2 separate regions of the Homo sapiens genome follow, and region 1 is linked to region 2. A link is a loop called in an ENCODE intact Hi-C map of the cell type or tissue named here. Cell type or tissue: B cell. All regions are shown on one strand. Links, peaks and the distances in the headings refer to the core of each region. The heading gives the core; the rest is flanking DNA.

Region 1 (12,734 bases), core at 2,318-10,317, 170 kb before region 2:
GTGAAGCAGCATTTTCCTGGATGGGCATTTCTGCCATAATTGTGGGCAGAAAAAGGTGTGGTCCACATATGCCCAACAGGGCCAAGGGGCAAGGGTGAGCATGTACCTATGTCTTATACCCCGGAGATTCTTGCGGCTGACGAGGTTCCCTTACAAAGCCCAAAGGAATTCTCCTCCTTCCACCGGAGGTGTTTATAACCTCTAATTTGCTCACCATGCTTCTAGTGGAAGGAGTAGGAGCTCAATCCCCTGGGAGGCTGCGGCAGAGCCAGAGCAGGCTGGTGACCCAGAGCAGTGGCACTCCCCTCTGAGTGCATGATGCAGATGGAGCAGGAGGGGGATGCAGGTGGGACACCCTGCGCCCTGCAGGTGAGTGCACAGCCAGCGAGACACCCAATCAGGGAGCAGGAAGGCTGTCCCTGTGGCAGCAGGTAAAAGAGAGAGTCGCTGAGATGAAATTCGTGGGTGTGTGCTTCAGCTTGTTTGAACAGCTCCTGTGCAAGATCTTATAGTAAATGCTGAGCTTCTTTGTGCTCTGTGCCTGTCGGTGGAAGGCATAGCCCTTGATGAAGATTTCTCCTTCTACCCATCTTGCCTTTGGAAAGGGCTCCCCTTTGACAAATGCTGCTGTAGTATTTGATGCAGCCTCCATGAGGTGCTTTGGGTGGGAAGTGGATTCTGACCTCATTTCCCAGAGGAATTTGAAGTGGAGGGGAAGGACTAATTGGTCCCTCATTAAGGACTTACAATGAAGTACAGTATTTCTCCTGAAAGGATAATCTAAGTCACTGGATAAAATGCCCAACACACTTTTAACGTGACATAGGAATCCAAAGTCATTTTTAAATCAAAGATTTTTGTAGTTGTGGAGAATGGCTGTGTTTTAATGGGATCTTTACATATCAGCATTACAAAGGGCTCCTTCAAATGTGATGATTTTAATGTTTTTGCTGGGGTTTCACCTGAGGTTCCAAATACATATTTCCCTATCATATTTGCAGGCATCCAGCACCCGATTTTAGATATGCAAATCAGCTCACTTTGTTTACCAGGCTTTGGATAGGGGAGAAAAGGAGGTCTGAGGCTGGGCACGGTGGCCACACCTGTTATCCAGCACTTTGGGAGGCCAAGATGAGAGGATTGCTTGAGGCCAGGAGTTCAAGATCAGCTTTGGCAAGATAGAGACCTCGTCTTTACAAAAAATAAGTAAAAATTAGCCAAGCATGGAGGCGTGCATCTGTAGTCCCAGCTCCTCTGGAGGCTGAGGCAGGAGGATTGCTTGAGCCCAGGAGTTAGAGGCTGCAGTGAGCTATGATCGTGCCATTGCACAGCCTGGGTGACAGAGCTAGATTCAGTCTCTGAAAAATAAAAAAACAAAATAACGGGGCTGCAAAAGCTTCCTTGACGAAGAAGGAAAGTCTCTCGCTCCTGTTTAACACTGCCTGGCTGGGTTCCAGCTCACTAGCTTAAAACGAGAAGGCACCACCACTGTGATTAAAATAAGGCCCTACTTAATTAAAACAGTGTGAGAATTTAATAAGAGGCATAAGACTTCACTGATAGTCACCAAAAAATCTCAAAAAGGTGACTTAACAGGCATTAATAGCATATGTTGCTTGTTTACTCTCTGTCAACATTCCGTTTTCCAGAGACATCCTTCGTACAGGTGAAAGTCTCTCATTCCTCCCTCTCCCCTCACTGCCTGCCTTTCAGCCATTTCCTTGCTTTTTGTAGTTAACCAGTAAGAAAGAGACCATAATGGAGAAAGAACACACTGACTGTGTTTCACAGACTGTTGCCCTCATCTCCACTTGTGTTAAAGAAGGTAAATTAGTTCCCCTCCAGATTAACTTCAGCGTCAGCTGTGGTGCTTTCCTGACACTTCTTAACATTTGAACAGTACCACATTCTGTCCGTTTTATCGTTGTCTCTTCTCATACCCTGTATTTGCCAATTCTGTACTCATGCCCAGACAGATCTATAGGTATATGTAGGAGGATGATGAAGAACGGGCCGATTCGTAGCTCACCCTTTGAGCCAGGACCAAAGGTTTGGGAGTCTTAGGCTCTGACCTTATTCTTTTGGAGAGGAAAGAATCATTTTCCTTTAAGCCTAAGTCTGGCAAAATCTAATTACAAAGTTTTTCGATTTTGCTATTTTAAAATAAAAGCTAAGCCTTCCCCCCATCTAATCAGCCCTCTCTTCCTCTGCTTCTAATAGTGAAGGAAATAAAGAAGTCTCTCAATTTCACAAGCTTGAGGTACTTATATTTGTACATGATTTCCTGTTCTAAGTGGGTGGTTTTGGCCCCTGGCACTTCATGTACGCTAGGGCATTTTTGGACACTTTTGGTATCCACCTTGCTTAAGAATTGAATGACTAGGAAAGAAGGTCATGGGGAGTCTTCAAATTATTAACCCTCAGTCCAATCTAAGTCATTAGTTAATGCCATGTTTGAAGGTGGTAAAGTAACCGTCATCTTACGAAGTAACTCTCGTTTGTTATGCTTAGTGCTGAACAAAGTATAAACTCACCAATGTGAGAGACAGGGACAGGATGCTTATTTCTTTATGGATATTTAGAATTTGAGCCTGTAGGCTGGGCACGGTGGCTCACGCCTGTAATCCCAGCACTTTGGGAGGCCGAGGCAGGCGGATCACGAGGTCAAGAGATCCAGACCGTCCTGGCCAACATAGTGAAACCTCGTCTCTTCTAAAAATACAAAAATTAGGTGGGGGTGGTGGTGCGCACCTGTAGTCCCAGATACTCGGGAGGCTGAGGCAGGAGAATCACTTGAACCCAGGAGGTGGAGGCTGTAGTGAGCCGAGATCGTGCCACTGCACTCCAGCCTGGCGACAGAATGAGACTCCGTCTCAAAAAATAAATAAATAAAAAAAAAAAAAGGAAAAAAAGGAATTTGAGCCTGTAACACCAACTTCAGCACAAATAGATCTCTTTCTTGATTCTGAAATGATTTATCAGTTTTAAAAAATGGTGGGGTGCACTGCTGGTGGGAGTGTAGGTTGATATAGTCATTTGGGAAAGCAATTTGGCACTATTGTTTAACAGTGAATATTCATAGACCCATTCCTAGGCAATAACCCAGGGAAACTTATGCTGATGGGTATTGTTCCTAATGGACACAGCATTGTTTCTAATAGAAAAAAAAACGAAGCTGAAAAAATTTTAAAGGTCGTCAACAGACATATATATATATATTAGTCTAATATATGACAATTAGACTAATATATATATTAATTAGACTAATATATATTAGCTTCTATCCCTGTAGACTAATATATATTAGTCTAATATATAATAATTGAACTAATATGTATAATTTGACTAATATGTATATTAGCTTCTATCTCTATAGACATATATTAGTCTAATATATAATAATTAGACTAATATGTATAATAATTGGACTAATATATGTATTAGCTTCTATCTCTCCAGACTAATATATATATATATTAGTCTATTGAGAACCTTTATATATATATATATATATATATGCACACACACATATACACGTACATACATACATATATATAATTTTTTGCTTCACAGAATGGAATATTATACAGCAGTGAATATGAAGGAACTATAGTAGCTACCTGTAACAACATGGCTAAATCTTAGAAACAATATTGTGTGAAAAAAACTAGTCACAAAAGACTATATACAGTATGATAGTATTATAAAGTTTAAAATCAAGCACAATTAAACTATGTATTTTAGAGAGTGATAGATAGAAAATTTAAGATAGTGGTTACCCCTGGAGAGAAGGCAGGAGGATGGCTTAGGGAAATAGCAAATAGGTAGATGGATCAAAATACCCCTAAATGTCTAGTTCTCAAATAGGGTGGTCGGTGTATGCCTGTTCATTTTATTCTTATGCTTCACAGGTTACGTACATGTTAGTGCATTCTTTTGTGGGTTACAAACATTGCATGATAGAAATATTTTTAAAGTGATAGCATGTCAGAATTATGGCTTGTTTTTTCCATCTCTATTTCCTAACATTCTCTTTCCATAGTCCCCAGGGAGGGGGCTTGAGATCACACAGGAGTAATTAGAAGGTCTGCTTCTGACAGTGTCGCTCCTTGAGTGGTGGAGGTTTTAGGGGGAGGCTGACAGTAACTACTGAGTGGAATTGAGAGGTGAAGCCAGCTGGACTTCCTGGGTCGAGTGGGGACTTGGAGAACTTTTCTGTCTTCCAAGGGTATTATAAAATGCAGCAGTCAGTGCTCTGTAGCTAGCAAGAGGTTTGTAAAATGCACCAATCAGTGCTCTGTAAAAATGCACCAGTCAGTGCTCTGTAGCTAGCAAGAGATTTGTAAAATGCACCAATCAGTACTTTGTAAAATGGACCAATCAGCAGGGTTCTAAAAGTAACCAATCATGGGGAGGATTGAGAAAAGGGCGTTCTGATAGGACAGAAACAGGACATGGACGGGAAAAATAATGGAATAAAAGCTGCCCCCCCCAACCCCCCACCCCCACCCGCACCAGCCACCAGTGCAACCTGCTCAGATTCTTTTCCAGCTGTGGAAGCTTTGTTCTTTCACTCTTTATGATAAATCTTGCTGCTGTTCAGTCTTTTGGGTCTGTGCCATCTTTAAGAGCTGTAACAGTCACCGCAAAGGTTAGCGGCTCCATTCTTGAAGTCAGCGAGACCACGAACCCACCAGAAGGAACCAACTCCAGACACAGAATCAGCTAGGAGACGTGGGTGCTTTCTGTATAGTGCTTCCTACCAAAAGCCTAGAAAATCTTGGGGCGTGGAGAAAAGAAAATCCATCAAGTAAAGGCTTGATCACCTCTTGGAAAACCCATATTCATTGTCCCAACAGTGACTAATACGTCTAACTGTGGGCCTGGGTAGGATATTATGAGAAACCTGTTCTTTTGGTGCCCACCTTTCTTTTCTGAGCAACACGTGGTCTTCTGAGTGAGGCAGGAGTCCGGCATATGCGTGATGATGTAATATGTTAGGCAGCCAGGCCCTCACCTTTTCAAAGGTTCGATCTTGAAAAATCAAAGGTGGATATGTGAGAAATAAGCCCATATAGGAATAAGAATGACAATGGAAGTGGAAAATGTAAGTTGGGACTGATGTTCTGCTGCTTTGAGTACTGAAATTCTCTGCTGCTCGGATTCATCATCACTGAAGTGCTGGCCAGTACTGGGAGGGGGGCAGAGCTCTCCCGGGAGTCGTCGCTTATTCTGAAACAGCTGAGCAGAATAATGAGTGACAGGCTGGTGGTGGGGAGGTTGAGTCTTACTCCGGATTTCCATTAAATGAGTGCATGGAATCAATAGCTAACTGAACATTTGTCTTTAGAACACCCAGGGGCCCCTGGGGAATTTGGTATTTTCAGTCTAATTCTCAGACAGGAAAATGCGCAGCATGACTATTTTTTAAAATAGTTTCAACATCTTTTATGTAATGCTGATGCATCTGGAAGTGAAAACGCTAAGAGTTTCATTTCACTAAAAAATGGATTTTTTTTGGCTTTAACCTTTAAGTTGAAATCACAATTAGTGGCCTTTTCACCATAGTCATAAGAGTATCAAAGTGTGTGTATTCACCCACACATCAAACCAGTGTTTACTGAGAGTATATTCTGTGCAAAGAATTGTGCAGTTTGTTATGAAAAATACAGAGACCTCGCTGGGGCCCCTAAGGAGCTCATAGTCTAGAAAGGGAGACAGATCATTACACGGCAGGGAAAATACAATATGTATGGGAGCATGTCACAAAGGAAGTGACATCGAGCTGAATCTTAAAGGAAGAGCAATGCTTGAATGAATGAGGACATCCCTGATTGAAGGACCAGCATAATGAACAAAGAATTTTGCCTTATATTACTAAGATTCCATCAGATGTTATGACGCAAACATAAGCATCATGGTAATGAAATTAATAGTAAATTTAAATAAAAATGATCAAATTAAGACTTTTTTGGTTTTGTCTATTCTACCTTCTCATTTTAATTATGTTGCAAAGAACCATATACTTAGGGTAAACTGGTCAATAGCTGTGGCCATGGAATAGAATTATAATTCAATTTAAAAGGAGTTTAATAGTCTCATGGTAAATGAATAGGTTACAGCTGGGCACTGTGGCTCACACCTGTAGTCCCAGTTCTTTGGGAGGCCTAGGTGGGAAGATTGCTGGAGACCAGTAGTTTGAGTCCAGCCTGGGCGACATAGCAAGACCCTGTCTCTACTAAAAAATTAAAAAAATAGTTGGGCGCAGTGGCTCACGCCTGTAATCACAGCACTTTGGGAGACCACATGCTGGTCGAGACCATCCTGGCCAACATGGAGAAACCCCATCTCTACTAAAAATACAAAATTAGCTGGACGTGGTGGTGCATGCCTGTAATCCCAGCTACTCAGGAGGCTGAGGCAGGATAATTGCTTGAACCTGGAAGGCGGAGGTTATGGTGAGTGGAGATTGCGCCATTGCACTCCAGCCTGGGCAACAGGAGTGAAACTATGTTTCAAAAAAAAAAAAAAATTAAAAAATTAGCCAGGCATGGTGGCGTGTGCCTGTAGTCCCAGCTACCCAGGAGGCTGAGGTGAGAGGACCACCTGAGCCCGAGAGGTTGAGGCTGAAGTGAGCTGTCATCACACCACTGCACTCCAACCTGGGAAACAGAGTGAGAACTTGTCTCAAAGAAAAAAAAAAAAGAATGTTATGAATTTAGTATTTTTATACTTCCCCTACAACTCTAGTATCTCTGAGGAAAAGCCTCAATCAGAAAAATGATTTGCTTTGGGGTTTTATCTTTTATCAGTGATAAATGTGAATTGAGAATAGAAATCTCAAAATGCAATAATGATAGTACTTTATATTTCAGTAGGACTTAATATATAAAACTCTAATATGCATTATTTAAATTTGGCCAATATGCAAGAGAAAAGCAACATAGGGCAGAATTATGAGTTTGCTTCGTAAAATAACTATTACCAGTTCATTCTGTTCAACTATGTACTGGTAGCATTTGTAAACAATTCATTCTTATTTTTTTTCCAAAGTGCATTGCAAAATAGTCTTGCCTGTATTTTCCTGTTTGCAGTCTATTTCATTAAATTTCTGCAATTCTAAATTAGAATAGCATCTAATAGACCACATATGAAATGTGCTTGCTATTAATTCAGACATTTTATGGCATATTCATTAGTCAAATCCTTAGTATTTATTTATGAAGTCACATTACTCTGTCCAGTAATTAACAGAAGTGGATGAATATGCATCTCTAATTTTTTTTTTAGCAAAAGAAATAGCTTACAGTAAGTATTTATAATTACGTCAGCTCAATGTTTACAGCACTTGAATGGCGATATGTGTAGTTTCTGTCATTTAGACTTCATAGATAATTTTTGTACAGAAATGCTTTGTTGTTGATGCTTTGCTTCCTTCACACATATATCACAGATTACCGAAACAATCATTAGTCCTTCAGTTGCAACGGATAAGACTCTTCTTTATCCTTAATTTTCTGAGCTCCTTTCTAGGCATTTTATGTTCTTACACAGATGCTAATGCTAATTAATGCTTTAATATGAAAGATACTGGCAAATAAAACTGTTACATTTTACCCATAAGTTGTAAATTCAGCTTAGTTGCCCTAACAATACTGATAGTGATAATGGCTGTACAATTAATATTTATGGAGTGCTTCCAGTATACTGAGCTCTGTGCTAAACATTTTACTTATGTAGCTTAGTTAACTCTCGTAACAACCCTGTGAGGTAGGTGTTATTAGCCCGTTTCACAGATGAATTTGTAATCATTATGCCTTACCACATTTAATAATAACATTCTCTATTAATCGTATATTTCAGATGCCCAGCTCTGGAACTTTGCAGTATGAAACGTGTGTGTATGTGTGTGATGTATATATAATATATAAGTATGTATATATAATATATAAATGTAGATTATATAATATATATGTGTGCGTGTATATACACACATTTCTTTTTTTTGTTGTTGTTAATTTATGTGCCACGCTGCTGTACGAAACTCTGGGGTACTATGATGAGGGGATACCTCTTTCTTGCCTTTAAGGGACTTAGGTTGTGGTGGGAGAGATGGACTTGGTTAAGGAACAAGTACAGGAAAATATGATAATTGCTTTAATAGGGATAGGTACAGGGGTTGTAGAAAAATGAGAGAAAAGGGCCCCCACTTCCCAGAAGGTGTCAGGGAGTTTTTCACAGAGAAGCGTCCCCAGCCCTGAGACTTGAAGACTGAGTGAGTTTGAAAAGATGATGTGTGGGGGGAACAGAAGAGAGAAGGGTGTGGAGATGAGGGAAACAAGATGGGGTCAGGGAGCTACAGGGAGGGACTTGGAGGTGCTGAGGGTCAAGTGCAGCAGGAGGAGAGACCCGGCTGGCTGGGGTCAGAGCTCAAGGAGCCTTGCATGTTACCCAAAGGAATGTAGATGTCATACTCTGTGTGCTGGAAAACGATTTACAGATGAATCCAATCAACACTAATTAAATCAGTATGATTAAGGGATGACCTTCCTTTCTTCCTACCTTCCTCCCTCCCTTCCTCCTTCCCTCCTTCTTTGGCTCATTTATTCACTCAGAAGATTTTATTGAGTGCCCATAATGTGCAAAGCTTTCCATTGAATCCCAAAGATGAAAGGAGGGGTGAGAGTGGACACAGTTCTCCCTTTCTGGAGTTTATTGATTCGTGGGGGAAAACAAGCATTAATCAATGAATCAACCAAAAAATGTAAAAGTTACAAAATGACTACTATAACCAGGGAGGGTCATTCTATACAAGTGTGTCCTAGGAGGTGGTGACCTGGCTGAGGAAGTCTCCCTTGAGAAGAGGACTGAGCTGAGAGCTGAAGGAGAAAAGAATACAAGGTCATTTGATAGAAGGGGTGGGTGATTTGAGGAGAAGTCTTAGCAAGGAGGAAGTCATGTGCAAAGGCTTTAAGGCCTGGGAAAGCAAGGTCCTTTTAAGGAATTGAAAGTAAGCCAGCCATGCTGTAGTGCAAGTTGGAAGAGAATGCAGGTTTTGGGGGCCATGTTTAGAAATGGAAAGCCACTGCAATGCCTTAGGCAGGAGCCAAGGAAGGTAGTAGGGTGGCAGGGTGGACGCGGGGAGACGTGTTAGGGGGCCAGGGAAAGAGTCCAGATGAGCCAGGGTGGTGCCGGAGAGGAGCGGAGGGAGTTGAGGAGTATGGCTGCATGGTTGAATATGGGGCATAATTTGGGAGAGGAAGACGTCAGAGTGATGTTGATGCCATCACTGAGCTAGGAAACGTAGGTGAGGCAGAATCTATTCTGCTTAGATTTCCAGAAAACATTAGGGGATAGATGAGGATGACATCACAATGGAATTTAAGCTATTTAAGCTCAAGGTTGGCCTTGAAAAATGAGTAGGAATTTTCTTTTTTTTTTTTTTTAGACAGAGTTCCGCTGTTGATGCCCAGGCTGTAGTGCAATGGCACGATCTCAGCTTACTGCAACCTCTGCCTCCCAGGTTCAAGCGATTCTCCTGCCTCAGCCTCCCGGGTCACTGGGATTACAGGCGCCCACCACCATGCCTGGCTAGTTTTTTTTTTTAGTATAGATGGGGTTTCACCATGTTGGCCAGGCTGGTCTCGAACTCCTGACCTCAGGTGATCCTCCCGCCTTGGCCCCCCAAAGTGCTGGATTTACAGGCATGAGCCACTGTGTCCAGCTGAAAAATGAGTAGGAATTTTCTAAATGGCAAGGAGAGGCAAAGCATGTTAATCAAAGGGAGTGTCATATGCAAAGGCAGAGGCATAACAAAAATAGTGCAAATAAATGCCTACACATATACAAAAGGAGAGTTATTGTGGGACCCATACATAATTTTGTTGATTTCTTGATATGCTCATATCCATTTTGTGTTGCAGTGATTCTAAGATCTGTATTAGTATGTAGACTTTGTGAACAGGTAAACATGTTTAAGAATTTTTTAAGACATGGCTGTATTAGATATCGAAATTCCTCTCTTCATTTTCATATCTTTACTTTGGAATTCATATATGCCTTTTGATGTTATCATCTGACTTGTTTCTAATGAAATTTAGCCGCTTAGGCAGGACGTGGATTTTAGGTTTCTGCTTAGTGTTTTGGCATCTGGATTTGGGATTACTTAGCATTTTTAATTTACTAAAATAACCACCAACTTACACTCAGTTGAAATATGAACATGTCGGTTTCACTTGAGCTTGGGAATTAAAATCAAAGTACAGTCAAATCCAAAACAAATAATAGTAATTTTAAGACTAGGTGACATAACCCTCTGGGAAAAATGAGGTGATAGTGATTTGATACTTTTTTTTTTTTTGAGACAGAGTCTTGCTTTGTCACCAGGCTGGAGTGCAGTGGCATGATCTCAGCTCACTGCAAACTCTGCCTTCCGGTTCAAGTGATTCTCCTGCCTCAGCTTCCTGAGTAGCTGGGATTACGGGCACGCACCACCATGCGTGGCTAATTTTTGTATTTTTAGTAGAGATGGGGTTACACCATGTTGGCCAGGATGGTCTCGATCTCCTGACCTCATGATCCGCCCACCTCAGCCTCCCAAAGTGCTGGGATTACAGGCATGAGCCACCATGCCCCAGCCCCGATATGTTTTAATACTAACTACAGAAGTGTTGGTAGAAAGATCAGCCTTGAAGAGATGGTATAGTACTAGAATCCTAAGCATGACCTCTGTGAACTGTTGGCTTAAGTACTGGCTTTAACATCCGTTGGCTGTATTTACTGTCAGTTTTCTTGTCAATAATGCAGAGGTAAACATGATTCCTGGCCACCTCACAGACTGCAGTGGAGTGGGGCAATGTGTGTAAAGCCCTTAGCACATGGCCCAGAACATAGTAAATGTTTAATCAATGTTCGTGATGACCTTGGCCATCACTGACATCATGTCTTAACTGAGTTATTAACAAAGAGGCATGTGTAGTTTCAAAAGTGAAAGTGAGGCCGGAATGGTAAATACATGCACTGAATTTGCATAATTTTGTGGCTAGAAGGAGTCTTAGAGAAAGAGAGCATCAAATTCAGCAATGTTTCTGACATTTTCTATGAAGAACTGACTGCTTGTTATTTCTTAGAAATCTTAGAATCATTGAGCAGGGAAGGAGGGGCAGGAACGGGATTATTTTGATAGTGGTGTCCTCAAGGGGAGGAGATGGGGTGGGAAGCAACCCCTGGCCAGAACCCACTCATCCCTGGGGATAGGGACCTGCTGTGTCTCTGCCTGCTGAGTTTTTGACATTCTGATTTAAAAACCTTGTGTGTGTGTGTGTGTGTGTGTGCGCATGCTTGCGTGTGTGCATGTGTGTGTGAGAGATTATGCAATATGATGTTTCCCGTTTCTGTGACTTCAGCGAATGTGAATGAAGACCACAGAAGCAGCCTAACTCAGTGAGAATATTGTTTTTATAATTACAGGTCTAGGCGTTTTACACTGAGATTCTCCACTGCCACCCTTTCTACTCAAGCAAAATCTTCGTGAAAAGATCTGCTGCAAGGAACTGATAGCTTATGGTTCTCCATTGTGATGAAAGCACATGGTACAGGTAAACATCTCCAAAAGCTTTAAAGGAAAATAATTATCATTGAGTTGTAAAGTCCCCAAGATAGTGGTGGGGGTGTATACATATCTGGTCACACAAACATACACACACAACATACACATGTCTATTCATGTAGACTCCATTTTTTCCTACTGTCTCTTTTATAAAAATGGAACCCTTGCTTTTTTATGGGAAAGGAAATAACTTCTACTTATTTTGAGGTCACTAGTTAGGATAGATGACAAGGCATTGCTGATAATTCTGAAGGCATTTATAAATTTATAGATTTATAAATTCACTTAGAGAGACAAACATCAAATGGTAGTAGAGATTGTAGAAGTAGTAGAGATTATTAAGAGTATTGTTCCTCTTAACAATATAATTCTGAACATCTTTCATAGCAACAGATATTTTTCTACCGTATAGTTATTAATGATTAGTATACCATTGAGTAAACATTCTAAAATTTATTTAATTTATATCCCTTCTAACTGGACAGTTAGCCGTTTCTAATTTTTTTGCCTTTTTATTTTCTTGAGATAGGGTCTCACTCTGTCACCCAGGCTGGAGTGCAGTGGCATGATTTTGGCTCATTGCAGCTTCCACCTCCAAGGCTCAAGTGATCCTCCCACCTCAGCCTCCCAAGTATTAATAGCTGGGACTACAGGTGCACATCACCATGCCTGGCTAACTTTTGTATTTTTTTTTTTTATATAGTGATGAGGTTTTGCCATGTTGCCCAGGCTGGTCTCAAACTCGTGACCTCAAGCAGTCTTCCCACCTCAGCCTCCCAAAGTGTTGGGATTACAGGCGTGATCCACCACACCCAGACATTTTATTGCTTTCATGATGCCAAAAATATTCTTATAGCTCTGTATTAGTTCCCATTACAAATTATTTCCTTAGGCTAATTTCTTAGCAGCATACTGGTAAATGTAAGAGTTTTCAAGTTTTACGGCTTTTGGTAACTTGTTGCCAAATTACTTTCAGTAAAGTCATACCAGTTTGTATTTCCAGAGGCAGTTTATGAGAGCGTCTACTTAATACAGTTTTCCAATGCTGAGAATTTTGAAAACAAAAAGAGTTTTTTGCTGACTGATTATGCAAAATGGTGTTTCCATGTATTTTGGGTTTTGGGGG
Region 2 (12,734 bases), core at 2,993-10,992:
ACACCTGAAACGCTGGAGGCAGTTGAGGTCACTTTGAAAACGGAACCCTTGATGTTCTGCTCAAACTTTAGAGGCATTTACAACAAATCAGGCAAATGAAAGTGTGGAAAAATCAGAAACGAGGACCACTCTGTCTTAGGGATTTTGTCATTGTATCGTGTGTGTGTTTATGAATGTGAGTGTGTGTCACATGTGAGTGCATTTAACCTTCATGCAATAAGAGAGTAGTTTTCCACTTAGAACCAGCCAACTCTCTATAAAATTTACCTCCGTGATTCTAATTTTGCTCCCTCCGCCGTGGGCAAGTTGGCAATGTCTGAATGTCTGAAGTCATTTTTGCTTGTCACGACTGGGGAGGAGCTACCAGCATCTAGTGAGTAGAAGTGAGGAATGCTGCTAAACATCCTGCAACACACAGGACAGCCCCCACCACAAAGAATCATCCAGCACAAGATGTCAACAGTGCCAAGGCTGAGAAACCCTGGTTTACCTTAACCTTAAAAGAACAATTCGAATGCTTGGGAAGGGATGTCTGCCACATCTGTACTGGAGAGAAGCATGGCCCCCAGTCAAGGACATGGAGAGTTCCATGTCTGGATCTAGACCGTGTCCATCCACAAAGATGCCTCCTGCTCTTCTCCGACATACAATCTGGTCCATGAGAATAGACTTTATTGGTGAGGGGGCGGGGCTTTAGGTGAGCGGCATTGAAGGGCTTGTTCTGAGCTTGGCCTCTGCTGGCAGATTATTTTCTGGCCACTTTAATCTCGATCCTGCCTCTACTTGGTCTTTTTTTTTTTTTCTTTCCCCCAGTTTTTGGATCTTATAGTTCCACAGGACAAGATACATCTAAGAGATGGGGGAAAAGGTTAAAGCAGCAAGGGGATGCTGGATAGAGGGGGAGGGAAACAAGAAAGGAAAAAACAAGACAGAGAGACAGAGATAGACAGAGATGTACAAATGGGGGCTGCTTGGTTAAAGTGTCCTGGAGTTTTCAGCAAGAGATTTTGCTGCCAGTGTCTCTCCATCCTTCTCTCTGCCTCTCTCTCTCTCTCTCACACACACACACATACAGACACACACACACACACACTCGGCCCCACCACCACACACAGGCCAGGTGGCTCTGCTTACATACATGGCTTGGCGCTTTTACTCCTTGGCTAAGACCATTTCACACATGAACAACACAGCCTCCTCCTAGAGATTTGTCATCCATCTGCTTGCAGAAGAGCTGTCTGTTTCCCTCTGAAAATTGGTCCAATCAACATTTTCCTTTGGCCAGGGTAGCTTACCAGCAGCTCCTCCATAAGGTCCATAATTGCAATTTCTCATTCTCATTTGCCTGGCTGGCTTCACCCTTCTGTCCTCTCTGCACCTTCCCACAAGTGCCCCACCCTCCCCACCAGCCCTCTCCTCCTTTTGTGTTAATAAGCCCTGTCAAAATGAATGACAGAATCAACTTCCTTCTCCCAAAATGGCTCATTACTCATAAATTTCAAGCAATATTGCCTTCTGTCCTCAAAAGGTTTGCAGATTTTTTTCCCCCAACTGATCCCCTTTCCAGAGTGAAATAGCGGATGAATGCCTTGCCTAGCACCCTCTCTAAGCTCTGCCTCTGTGGCAGTATTGTGGGCCAATATGCCAACGAGTCTTTCCTTGTGATCTGCTCCAGCCTGTCTTGTGCCATATGCTTGTGGCAGACAGTGGTTAATATCAGTCTGTGAGCATCTTGAGGCTAGCTTTGAAGTCTAATTCTAATGTCATCATGCTTATAGGGTGCACACTTTGTTTGTTCTGGAACAGAGGGTCATCTGCTACGGGATGTGGAACACTGACCCTGATATTGCAGCCGTGTTTGTGGTTGAGTGAGGGAGCAGGTGATGGGCATAGGAGGGAACCAAGCCCTGAGCCGTGTTTCAGGGATGCTCGGTCCCATCCCCTTTCTCCCAGATGACTTCTTATTCTTAAATTTTGAATAGTGAGTAACACAAGCAGGAGGTGGGATAGCATGAGAACTTAGGAAATCTTCCCATCTCTTTGTTACTTACAAGATAAATGTCTATACTGAAGCTTTAGGGACCCAGATTACAACTGAATTGTTTTATAAATGCGTCTGAAATCTGCTGTTTTGAAGGACAAAGTAATACCTGAAGAATGATTAAGAAGGCTTAGAGAATCCGCAGGCTCCAAGGTGTGTGAATAATACCTTTCCATGGTTCACTACCAGGTGATCTGGACCTACAGCCAGTCTTCTGTGTTTCAGTATATTATGTTGGGAGCATTCCCAGACAGTTAATGCGTAAAATGCTATTCAAATTCTCCTTTACCGAAAGGCATTTTAAAGTAATACACGTGGGTGAGGAATACAAGTGCCTGGTGGGATACTTTTGGTAAACAACGTGGCACAGTGGGATGGAGTAGGGTCTACTTTTTCCCAAATGTGAAGTTAGTAGCTACAGAGGGGTCCTGAGACAGAAAGCATTTGTAAATATTAATTTGTGCTCTGTTTCACAGAATCTGAAATCAGGCATCTGTGCACTTTAAAATATGAAAGAACTAAGAGATCTAGTGTTTGGTAGCATTTTAGAGGGAAAAAAGGCCATAGCTCAAATATTGCTCTGATTTCAGTTGGCTGAATTTATGTGTAAAGGGCATGTTAGGGAATAGTCTGCAAAGGTACCAGAAACTGCCATTCATGGAAGGCCCTGAGTGCAAAATGCAGCAGTCAGTAGTTCTGACCCATGCCATTAGATGGTTCTGGAAGGTCCTCAGAGGAGACGCAACACCAACAGTGACACTGCTTCCAGCTCAGGCAGGCTGGAGCTGTTCTGAGTCTTCCTGAAGGTTCTGAATGGTCCAGCCCTTGGACTCCCTTCAGAGAGTCATGGAGCACCCACATTTCCTTTGCACCTGAAACACTTCTTTGTTTCTGTCTTCACCCTGACTCCTCATCTATTCAGAGATCCCAGCTGATCCTCTCTTTCAAAGCCAGGCCAGTGAGCTCTTACAGAAGCTTACTTCAGCATTCCTTCCACCGTCTTCTGAGTAGCAGGGCAGACAGAGACAGCAATGGAGAATTCCAGTTGATTCCCCATAAAATGGCCACTTTGTTGTGGGGCATGAGCTGGTCTGTACTTGTTTGTGCCTGGCAGTGCACACACTAGAACCCTGGGCAACCCTGGATGTAAATCAACTAGATACTATTATTAAATAGCCGAAGGTTTGCCAGTGCAGCCTGGAGCAAAGAGAGAGGGGTAAAATCAGGCTCCCAACAGACTTCCCCATAGGAAACCTCTCCTCTGCTGTGATTTTCCAGATGAGCTGCGTAAATGGCTCCAAATCACCGAATGTTTGTGCACGCAGGCTCCATTCATGCGCATGCACACACCCGGCTTGTGTCCTTCTTCCCTCTCGTCCCTTGAACCCGTAGCTCTTGATTCTGCCTGTAGGAGCAATGATGTTGTAGCAACCATGACAAAAGAAACAAAATCAGAAGGCAGATCCAGGCCGCTCCCTGCCACCTGCCCTCTGTCTACCTTAGACAGATCACTTAGGCCCACTGGGTCTTGATAAGACATGGTCTTTTCACACCTGTTCTTCCAGTCTTATAGGATTACCTGGAGGATCATGTGATGCGAAGGATGTAAAAGTGCTCCAAGGGGTTAAAAGGACTTTATATAATAAATTCCTACAAACTGCTATAGGCACAGCCATAGCTCTGAAACTAGCATTCTCGTAAGGCTAGTCCAATCCATAAGTTTCGTTTGCTTCAAGCAGCTCAGATAGACACTCTCTGAAGATAAATGATGCATAAAAACACCATTGTTTGTGATCAGAATAATCAGGTACCACTAAATAGTCCTGCATGTGTATGCATGATACCAGCAGCCTCCAACTTGCTTCTCCAGGAGCACTGTACTTAACTTGGAAACCCCTTTATTTAATTTCTGTCCACTCACAAAGCTTCACCTTGTCTTCTCTCCTCTCTGTCCTCCCGAGGTTAATCCTTGAGAGCCTGTAATCAAGGCTAGGCCCTGCCCACCTTAAGTCACCCTCCCCTCTCTCTAGGCCTCCACCTCACTGGGGAGCGTCATTGCAGCCAGTGGCAAGAAGCTGCAAAATTCTCTCATCTGTGAAGAGAGCCCCTAAAACCCCAAATCCCGGACCAGTAGAGGAAACCATTGCTGCCCTAATATCACATGTTACAAGTCTTCGAGCCCATGGTATCTGAGATGTTAGGAGCTAGCATTCCTTGTAATTAAACCCCTGGAACATCACAAGGACCCAGTTCAGGGGGCTTGGTTGGTTGACTGATTGATGACAGCATCTCAATTATGTAGGAGATTTCTGTAAAGAGGAGTGACTGGAAGGAAAAGAAGATAACCTTCATTTATATCATGAGACCTTGCGTAGTAGAAGGCCGTGAGGATGGGAACAAAGTGAAATCATGAAAAACAGCCTGATGCAAAATGACAAAGAAGAATTTCAGGGTCGTTGAGATCACACTTGAACAATAACTGAACAGAGCCAGCACTACAGTTTTCAGACCTGATGGCTAACAAGTGAAATGTATTCAGAGAGAGGTGTGTGATTATAAAGACTCCCCCTACCCCTGGTGCTCTATTCCACTGACTGTCCCTTTATGAAAAATGAATTCTAGAGTTCCCTTTCTGAAATTTCTTACCTGAATCAGATCAGATATGACAATTCTATTTTTTAAAGCACCTTACTGAAAATAAAGTGCTTTTCAGTAGTAAACCTTTAAGATTCCTGGTTTCCCTCTGACTTGTGAAAATATGAAAGAACTGAAATTAGACCACATTGGCCCAGGTTGGGAAAACAGATGGCAGAGATAAGGCAGATCAAAGAAACATCTCTCTGTGGGTGAAGGAGTTCCTGGTTGTCATGTATCCATTTTTTGTAGCGTTTTCCCTACTTGAGGAGGCTGTTGTGAAGGGCAGGATTCTTCACTGAATCTTTATTGTAAAAGGCATAGGTGTGTCTTGGGTGGATTCCAGTTCTCAGGTTGATTTGCTTGACAACTCTTAGGAAGGAACAATTAATACTGCTGCCCCTCAACTAGCTAGGGAGATTTCACTGTGGAGGTAGAAGTCGGATTCACTGAGGCAGAATTGCCAGGGCTTGAGACCCTTCATGCCTCTCTTTTCCAAGTCTCTCTCTCCAAGAAAGGGTGAACTTTTCAAGTCAAAGAGCAGGGACGTAAATAAATGCAGTTATGGCTGTCTTAGGAGGATCCATTCACTTAAGGCAAAGGTCTTAGAAGTTACAGAAGAGGAGAGAGAATGGGAACTACTGTGGCACCAGGATGTCTGGAGAAGAGAAAGTGCGCTTACTGTGCACAGCTTCCTCTCCCTCACCTGCGCCACGGTGAACCCACCTATATCTTTCTGCTGGCAAAAACATTTGCTCAGTGTGTCGCCGGAGTACTTGAGTGTCTGATATTTCTCAAGGCAGAATCTACCTCACTGTCTCTGAAACCTCAAAATATGTGGCCCTCTCGAAGGATAACAGTTGGCAGCAACCTAAGGCTGTTCTGCTCCAACTTGGAATGAAGAGGAATATGATTTGGCCATTCTTCTTAGCACAGAGGCAAATAAAAAAAAAAACCCTTATATACTTCAAAAGATGAAGATCTTACTTCTTACTGGCTATCTTTGCACCAGGTCCTGGGATTGGCATATAATAAAAAATGCATATGCAGTGGCCATGAAATGGGCTTAAAGGTCAATCTTGGCTGCCAGTCGTGGCTAAACTGCATTGTATTCCATGTTTTTTTCCATATTGCCCCTGCAGTGTACATATACATGCACAGTCATGGCCCCTGCACACTGTGTACACACTCACGCCTGCACACATGTATGCATATCAACGCCTGCACATGTACTTGTATGCACACTCACCCACACATGTGCATTTGTGTGCACTCACTTCTGCACACCTATTTGCATGCACGCTCATCTCCCACAAATATGTATGCATGCACACTCACGCCCCCCCCACCCTCCCGTGTGAAACTCTGCACCTGCTTGTCTTTACCCTCACCCTTGAACCTGTGTATAACCTCATAAAGTAGGAAGAAGCCCAGTGTTGAACTCTACAGCCTTTTACATTCAAAATGGTTTTGAAAAATGCCCATTCAGAGGAACAGGAAAGCACCAAACCTAAAAGGTCTGAGGACCTTTCCATGCTTTCTGTCTCCTAATCTCAGAGCTGTACCAATCTGTTATTTAAAAATTAGTCATTATTTATCCAAGGCAGGAGGGGACAAATGTAACTGTTAGTTCAGTAAATGATTTCATTCTTTTTTTTTTCCTGTGTCCTTTCTACTGTTAAAGTGACGAAAATGACACCACGGTTTGATATGTGGGGTTGGTTTCAGTTTGAATAATCTCATCCTTAGCTGCATGTGAACTCATGTCTTCTCACACTCTATTAGATAAAAGCCTAAAACAGGAAGGCCAGAAACAACTGTTTTTAAAAAGCTCATGCTACCCTGGCAACTTAAGTTGGAAGAACCTAATAAATAAATACAAAGCTGCCCCTCTGTCCTAATGTACTTCTTCTGAATTCCAGCTGGGCACCTCATGGTTTCATGCCTGAATCACAAAGGCGAGTGCCAGTACCCAGCCAGAGCAGTTTTCCTACCATAAACCAGTAAATGTGTGTGTATCACATGTAAGTCAGGGTCAGATGGGGAAAATCAACTACAAAACCGCAGAGACATTATGCAAAATTGGATTACGTACATGTTTTCAGTTTTGTCTCTTAGCAGTTTAAGTCTTTAATTAAAATACACACGAGAGAGAGAGACAGAGAGAGAGAGAGAGAATCTGTAACTGTTAGATTTTATAGGCCCCGGTTATGAGATAATAGCCTTCCAAGTAATTTTTATGGGTCATTCTATCTAGTGGCAACTTAGACTATAAAGCCATCTCCCAGCTTCCCAAAAGTAATGTCTGTTTTCTCACTTTCTAATAATTACTTCAGATTTGAAAGTAAGGAGTTGTCACAGTGAATACAAATTAGAGTCAGCTTCAGGGTATTACTAAATGTGGATTGTTTTGTTCCGAGTTTTATCCATTTTAGGCAGAGTAACATGATCATTTATATACATCTGCCTCTATGCAGGCTGTGTAGACATACTCAGAACACCAGCTTCACCTCTTCAGTCTTCTAAGACAGTCTTTCTAATACTCTATATTGTCTAATAGCTAAGCTATTGTTAAATAAAAACACGCAAATGTTTGCAGTTAGGCTCCCCCCTCCATTCTCAACCTCTTAAGTGATACAGACAGTAAATGCATTTTGATGTTTATTTAGAAAGTTGGCATCCTGGGACTGTTCACAAGATAGCTAATTTGTCTGAAGGTCCCCAGAGACAGTGAAAGTCATCCCACCATCTCTCTAGCTGCCCTCATACCGGGGAAGTAAAATGCAGCATAGAACACTGCAGCTCACGTTATGGAGAACAGTGGTGCTATGGTGATTTCCTTTCTATTCAAATCATTTAGTGAGGATTTACATAATTTGCATTAACGTGTGACTTTCGATCACTTATGCTGCAGCAGAGTATTCGTTGCCTATGTTCTCTAAGGCACCAGTGTGGTGGTTCATGTGTCCTTGTATAAAAGATTACTGTCCTCCCCATCCCCAGTCTTTGTATCTGTGCACCAGAACAAAATGCCCTCGGATCATGGCCACCCAGGCCAGAGAATGAGGACCCACACTTTAAAAACCCTGTAGATGATAGGATGAGCGGTCCTCATCCGTCCCCTCCCTGAGAGTGAGGTTGGGTTGGAGTAGAAGGATGGACTCTGCCAAATGATGACAGCAGCCCTGAGAGTCCTTCTCACAGGTGGCCAGCTCTGTCCCCTCCAGCCTCACCACACATTCCCCTAGTACACAAAGGCAGACCCGGGCAGCCACTCAGCATGCACATGTAGCAGTGTCCCCTGTACACTGGTACCCTCAAGGCCTCCCTGGCACCTTTGCTTGTTACGTTGGCTGATTTCTTCAAAGGGAAATATGGGATGTGGTGCAGCCTGGCCCTCACACACTCTGAAAATAGCACTGCCCAGGGCCAGGCCTTTTCCTTTGCACACTGCCATACCCACCCTGGAAAGTACTCCATGGTTGTATCACAAGAAAACAGCCATTTGGGCATTTTAAATTACTCAAAATATTATAAAAATATTTATAAAATATATTAATGTATATATTTATAAAATACAAAGAGTATATGATTACCAGGCAAATGAGTAGACAGTGATAGAACTATCATAAGAATAGGATTGGCTATTAATTATAATAATGATTGGAATAGATAACATTTATTGAACATGTATTATGTGCCAAGCACTGTGCTAAAATATTTACATGCAGCAGTTCATCAAAAGCTCATGGGAAGCCATGTGCAGTGTCATGCACCTGTACTCCCAGCTACTTGGGTGGCTGAGGCAGGAGGATCACTTGAGCCCCAGAGTTTGAGCCTAGCCTAGGCAACATAGCAAGAACCCATCTCAAAGAAGAAAACAATACAAAAAGCTCATGACAGTTGTAAGACATATGTACCATCATTACCCTTATTCAACAGAAAAGGAAATTGGGGCTTAGGGTGGGTGGTTACCTTACTTGTACAAAGTCACACAGCTAGTAAGTGGAGGAGTTGGTTCAATGAAGGATAACCAGGGAAGCATCTGTGGGCATATCGAGGCCTGAAAATAGGAACACCTTGGCCAAATTTCAGACCATGACATCAAGCGAATGCTTGAAAGCTAAGGAACAAATAGAAATATGTTGTATCATTTATAACAAATTGTTACCATTAACACCTACAATTATTAGCGTTAGGAGTATTGCGGTGGGAATTGAACAATGAGAACACATGGACACAGGAAGGGGAACATCACACTCTGGGGACTGTTGTGGGGTGGGGGGAGGGGGGAGGGGGGAGGGACAGCATTAGGAGATATACCTAATGCTAAATGACGAGTTAATGGGTGCAGCACACCAGCATGGCACATGTATACATATGCAACTAACCTGCACATTGTGCACATGTAACCTAAAACTTAAAGTATAATAATAATAAAATAAAATAAAAAAAAGGAGTATTGCATGGTCAGACTGTTCAGATCTCATGAATGCTCCCTGCTTCTCTATTCCTTCTTTGATTTGACATGTGCCAGGCCATGTATTCCAGTGGATTTCTGTACTTTCTACTTTATTCCAAAGGCTAAGCATTCCTGAAAGCCACAGAGGGAGTTGATGTGCTTAAGGAAAGAAGTATCGCTTAATGTGGCCAAAAACCGATTCCATTTCTGTACAAATGCAAGGAGTTTTTGCCAGGAGCCAGGGATTAATAGTCTAGAGGAAGGGACTAATTGTACACAGGAACAATATTTACTTTTATAATGGGAATAGTTTGAGACAGTGCATCTTCTAGACACAAACATTCAGTAGGAAGGGTTATGCATTAATTCTTTCATTTAATGAGCATTTTAAGCACCTATTATGTGCCAAATATCTTTTCGTAGCTCTACAACAGTGTTCACTTCTCAATCTTTTGCTACACCAGAGCGTTGGGACCATGCTCCCATTAATCACCCTGTCTCAAACAACATGCTTTACCTTCATTCGTTGATTTACTCATCCATTCCTTCTCATAGTTTTTAACCTCAAGAGCTCTGAGGTTCAGGGTGGAATAATATGGAGGGCCTTTGAGAGGCTAACTTTTGAACCAAATCTTCGAGGATGAACTAGGGTAGTGGCAGGTAGAAAACTGCCTTTATATTTAGCCTTCTTTGGTACCTGGTCATGGATTTCTTCTTCAAGCATGAATGGCATCAGTTGTCTGGGAGTGAGATACAGTGTTCGTATGCTGAGAAACAGATTAGGCCATTAAAAAAAAAGTTGTGGCCACGTGTGGTGGCTCACGCCTATAGTCCCAGCACTTTGGGAGGCCGAGGCAGGGGGATCACGAGGTCAGGAGATCGAGACCATCCTGGCTAATATGGCGAAACCCCGTCTCTAGTAAATATACAAAAAATTAGCCAGGTATGGTGGTGGGCGCCTGTAGTCCTAGCTACTCGGGAGGCTGAGGCAGGACAATCGCTTGAACCTGGGAGGCGGAGCTTGCAGTGAGCCGAGATCGTGCCACTGCTCTCCAGCCTGGGTGACAGAGCAAGACTCCGTCTCAAGAAAAAAAAAAAATAAGAAACTTGTAACTCCCTCTCTCTACTTGATGAAGTAGACATCAGGAAAGACTTTCTTATTCTGCTTTCCATTAAAAGCCATAACTTGGAAATTATTATTGATTGGGCTTGGTGTGGTGGCTTGCGCCTGTAATCCCAGTGACTTGGGAGGCTGAGGCAGGAGGATTGCCTAAGGTCAGAAGTTAAAGACCAGCCTGGGCAACATAGTGAGACCCTGTCTCAAAAGAAAATTTTTTTTTAAGTAGCCTAGCATGGTGATGCATACCTGTAGTCCCAGGTACTGGGGAAGCTGAGGTGGGAGAATCACTTGAGCCCAGCAGTTCAAGGCTGCAGTGATCTATGATTACACCACTGCCCTCCAGCCTCGGCAACAGAGCAAAACCTCATCTCTAAAAAATAAATAAAATAATATCTTAGGGGAAGTTGACAAAACATTAGAAATATTGTAGGGTTAGGTGCCTGTTGAGCCCCAGGATTTATTCCATTATTCACTCATATCTTCATGTATCCATTCAATAAATACTTATTAAAAGCCTACACCATGCAAGATAAAAGCCACATTCTACTGAGTATGCAATGATACACGGTATGGGGTTTCTGCTTTATGGAAACTAAAGGCCTACTAGAGGAATTCAGGAATTCCAGTGTGTACCAGCTCGGCTGTAACACAGTGAGGAAGAGATAGGAACCATGAACTAAGCGGTGAAAATGTGATGGGATTCAGAGGGGTCAGAGGTATTGGATACAGTGAGATTATTTTAAACGTTTAGGGTGTACGAGCAAGATGAGTAGGAGATTTCTTTAGGAAACATCTCCCTATGAAATAAAAGTTTATATAAAAGGAATAATAATTACAGTTGATATTTATGAATACTTAATCTGGGCCAGGGACTATACTTAGTACTTTTCATGCATTGTCTGATTAGGTCCTCACAACAGCCCTGTAAGGCAGGTATTGTACTTTCTTATATTTTATAGTTTGCACTATTGTGTGCTCCATGGTTATAGCAAAAGCTTTGTCTGTAAAAGGCCACAGGGATAGAAGGCAGAGAGGAAAGTAGATGTGTGATGCAGTATTAATTATTGAGCCAATAAAATCTCTCTAATTTAGATTTTTTAGGAGGAAGTCATTTTACATTTTACATTAATTTAATCTATATTGAGAGATCCTTCTAAGAAAATAAGTTGCATTACTTCAAGTATACATAGCCATATAAATTATTGACCAATTTTTTTTTTCCAATTCATAGACATTACTTTCCAGAAACTAGATAATGACCATTTGTTATCAGCACACTGACTGCAAAATGGATGATGAAGAAAGCCTGGGTTTTTTTTTTTTTTTTTTGAAAGCTTGGTAGTTCTTCTTGTGAATAAATTAAACACTTTCCTGACGATCCTGTTTGCATTATTGACTTATATGTACTGGCTCATATGTAGCTGCCCATGTATAATTCTCCCCACTCATTCTGAAGGGAGGGAAAAAAACGATTAAAAATTTCCCCTCCTTCTTTTTCCTGTTTTGAGATTATTTTTGCTCCCAGCAGAGGCGCGGAGGAGGGAGCTCTCAGAGCCCCATTCTGTTCCCTACCTACAGCATGAAGGATCCAGATAACCGCAGAATGAATGAGGTTTGAGCATTTGTTTTTGCTATAAGTAAGATGGTTTCCCATTAATAAAAGTGGCACTCAGTTTACTTTGTCTTCGCCAGACAGGCAAAGGGTAAATTAAGGTGGTTACCTGTGGTGTCCCAGCTCTTTCCCAAGGCTGGACTAGTGTGAGCCGAGAACCAGGCAGGACTCACTCACAGGTCCCTTTCTCTGCTACTTCTGCTCTGGTTTTATGCGAAGCCCTATTTCCCAGCTGCTTCGGGTAAACAAGGACTTCTGTGTTGAAATAATAACCACTTGGGCTGGGCGCGGTGGCTCACGCCTGTAATCCCAGCACTTTGGGAGGCCAAGGAGGGTGGAGCATCTGAGGTCAGGAGTTCGAGACCATCCTGGCCAACATGGCCAAACCCCATCTCTCCTAAAAATACAAAAAATTAGCCGGGCATGGTGGCAGGTGCCGTAGTTCCAGCTACTCGGGAGGCTGAGGCAGGAGAATCTCTTGAACCCAGGAGGCAGAGGTTGCAGTGAGCCGAGATCGCACCATTTCACTCCAGTCTGGGCGACAGAGTGAGACCCTGTCTCAAAAAAACCAAAAACAAACAAACAAAAAAACCACTTATTGTTTCACTGCCTAATATTAATTAATTGGCCAAATTTCTATTTTATTATATTCCATATATTTTAAAATAATTTCTTCTTCTGTTGTACAAACCAAGATAGAAGATAATTTGCCCAAGAACACAATTGGTAGGTATCCTAGCTAGGAAAGTGGGTGCTTCTGAAAATTATAAAAATGAAATGAGGTAATTTTCTGGGCCCTTGGTACAATGCCTGAGATGTCATATATACTCAGCTAATTATAAGTGACATTTTGTTCTAGAATCCA

The links. A loop is a pair of places that touch in the nucleus more often than their neighbours do. Peaks named below come from ENCODE experiments on the same cell type or tissue, not always from the same donor. Only the 100,000 strongest peaks of a DNase experiment are listed, where the experiment ranks them.
Region 1: a loop joins it to region 2, with 9 times the contacts of the local background. A loop is called at or near these places in 3 of 110 quality-filtered maps.

Annotation. Positions count from the first base shown.
Region 1 is chr6:16,584,643-16,597,376 of GRCh38, reverse strand. ATXN1 (ataxin 1) reads left to right here. Exons shown (of 8, transcript NM_001128164.2): 4 at 11,470-11,597. Among named protein-coding and RNA genes, the nearest start is that of ATXN1-AS1, 170 kb to the left of the region's middle. In B cell, for the core only: no CTCF peak of the experiment used is centred there; a DNase peak (open chromatin) is centred at 5,336; H3K27ac peaks cover 670 bases.
Region 2 is chr6:16,414,944-16,427,677 of GRCh38, reverse strand. The region is part of intron 6 of ATXN1 (ataxin 1); the gene reads left to right. Among named protein-coding and RNA genes, the nearest start is that of GMPR, 180 kb to the right of the region's middle. RefSeq lists an enhancer at 6,425-6,474. In B cell, for the core only: no CTCF peak of the experiment used is centred there; DNase peaks (open chromatin) are centred at 6,547 and 7,427; H3K4me3 peaks cover 779 bases; H3K27ac peaks cover 3,745 bases.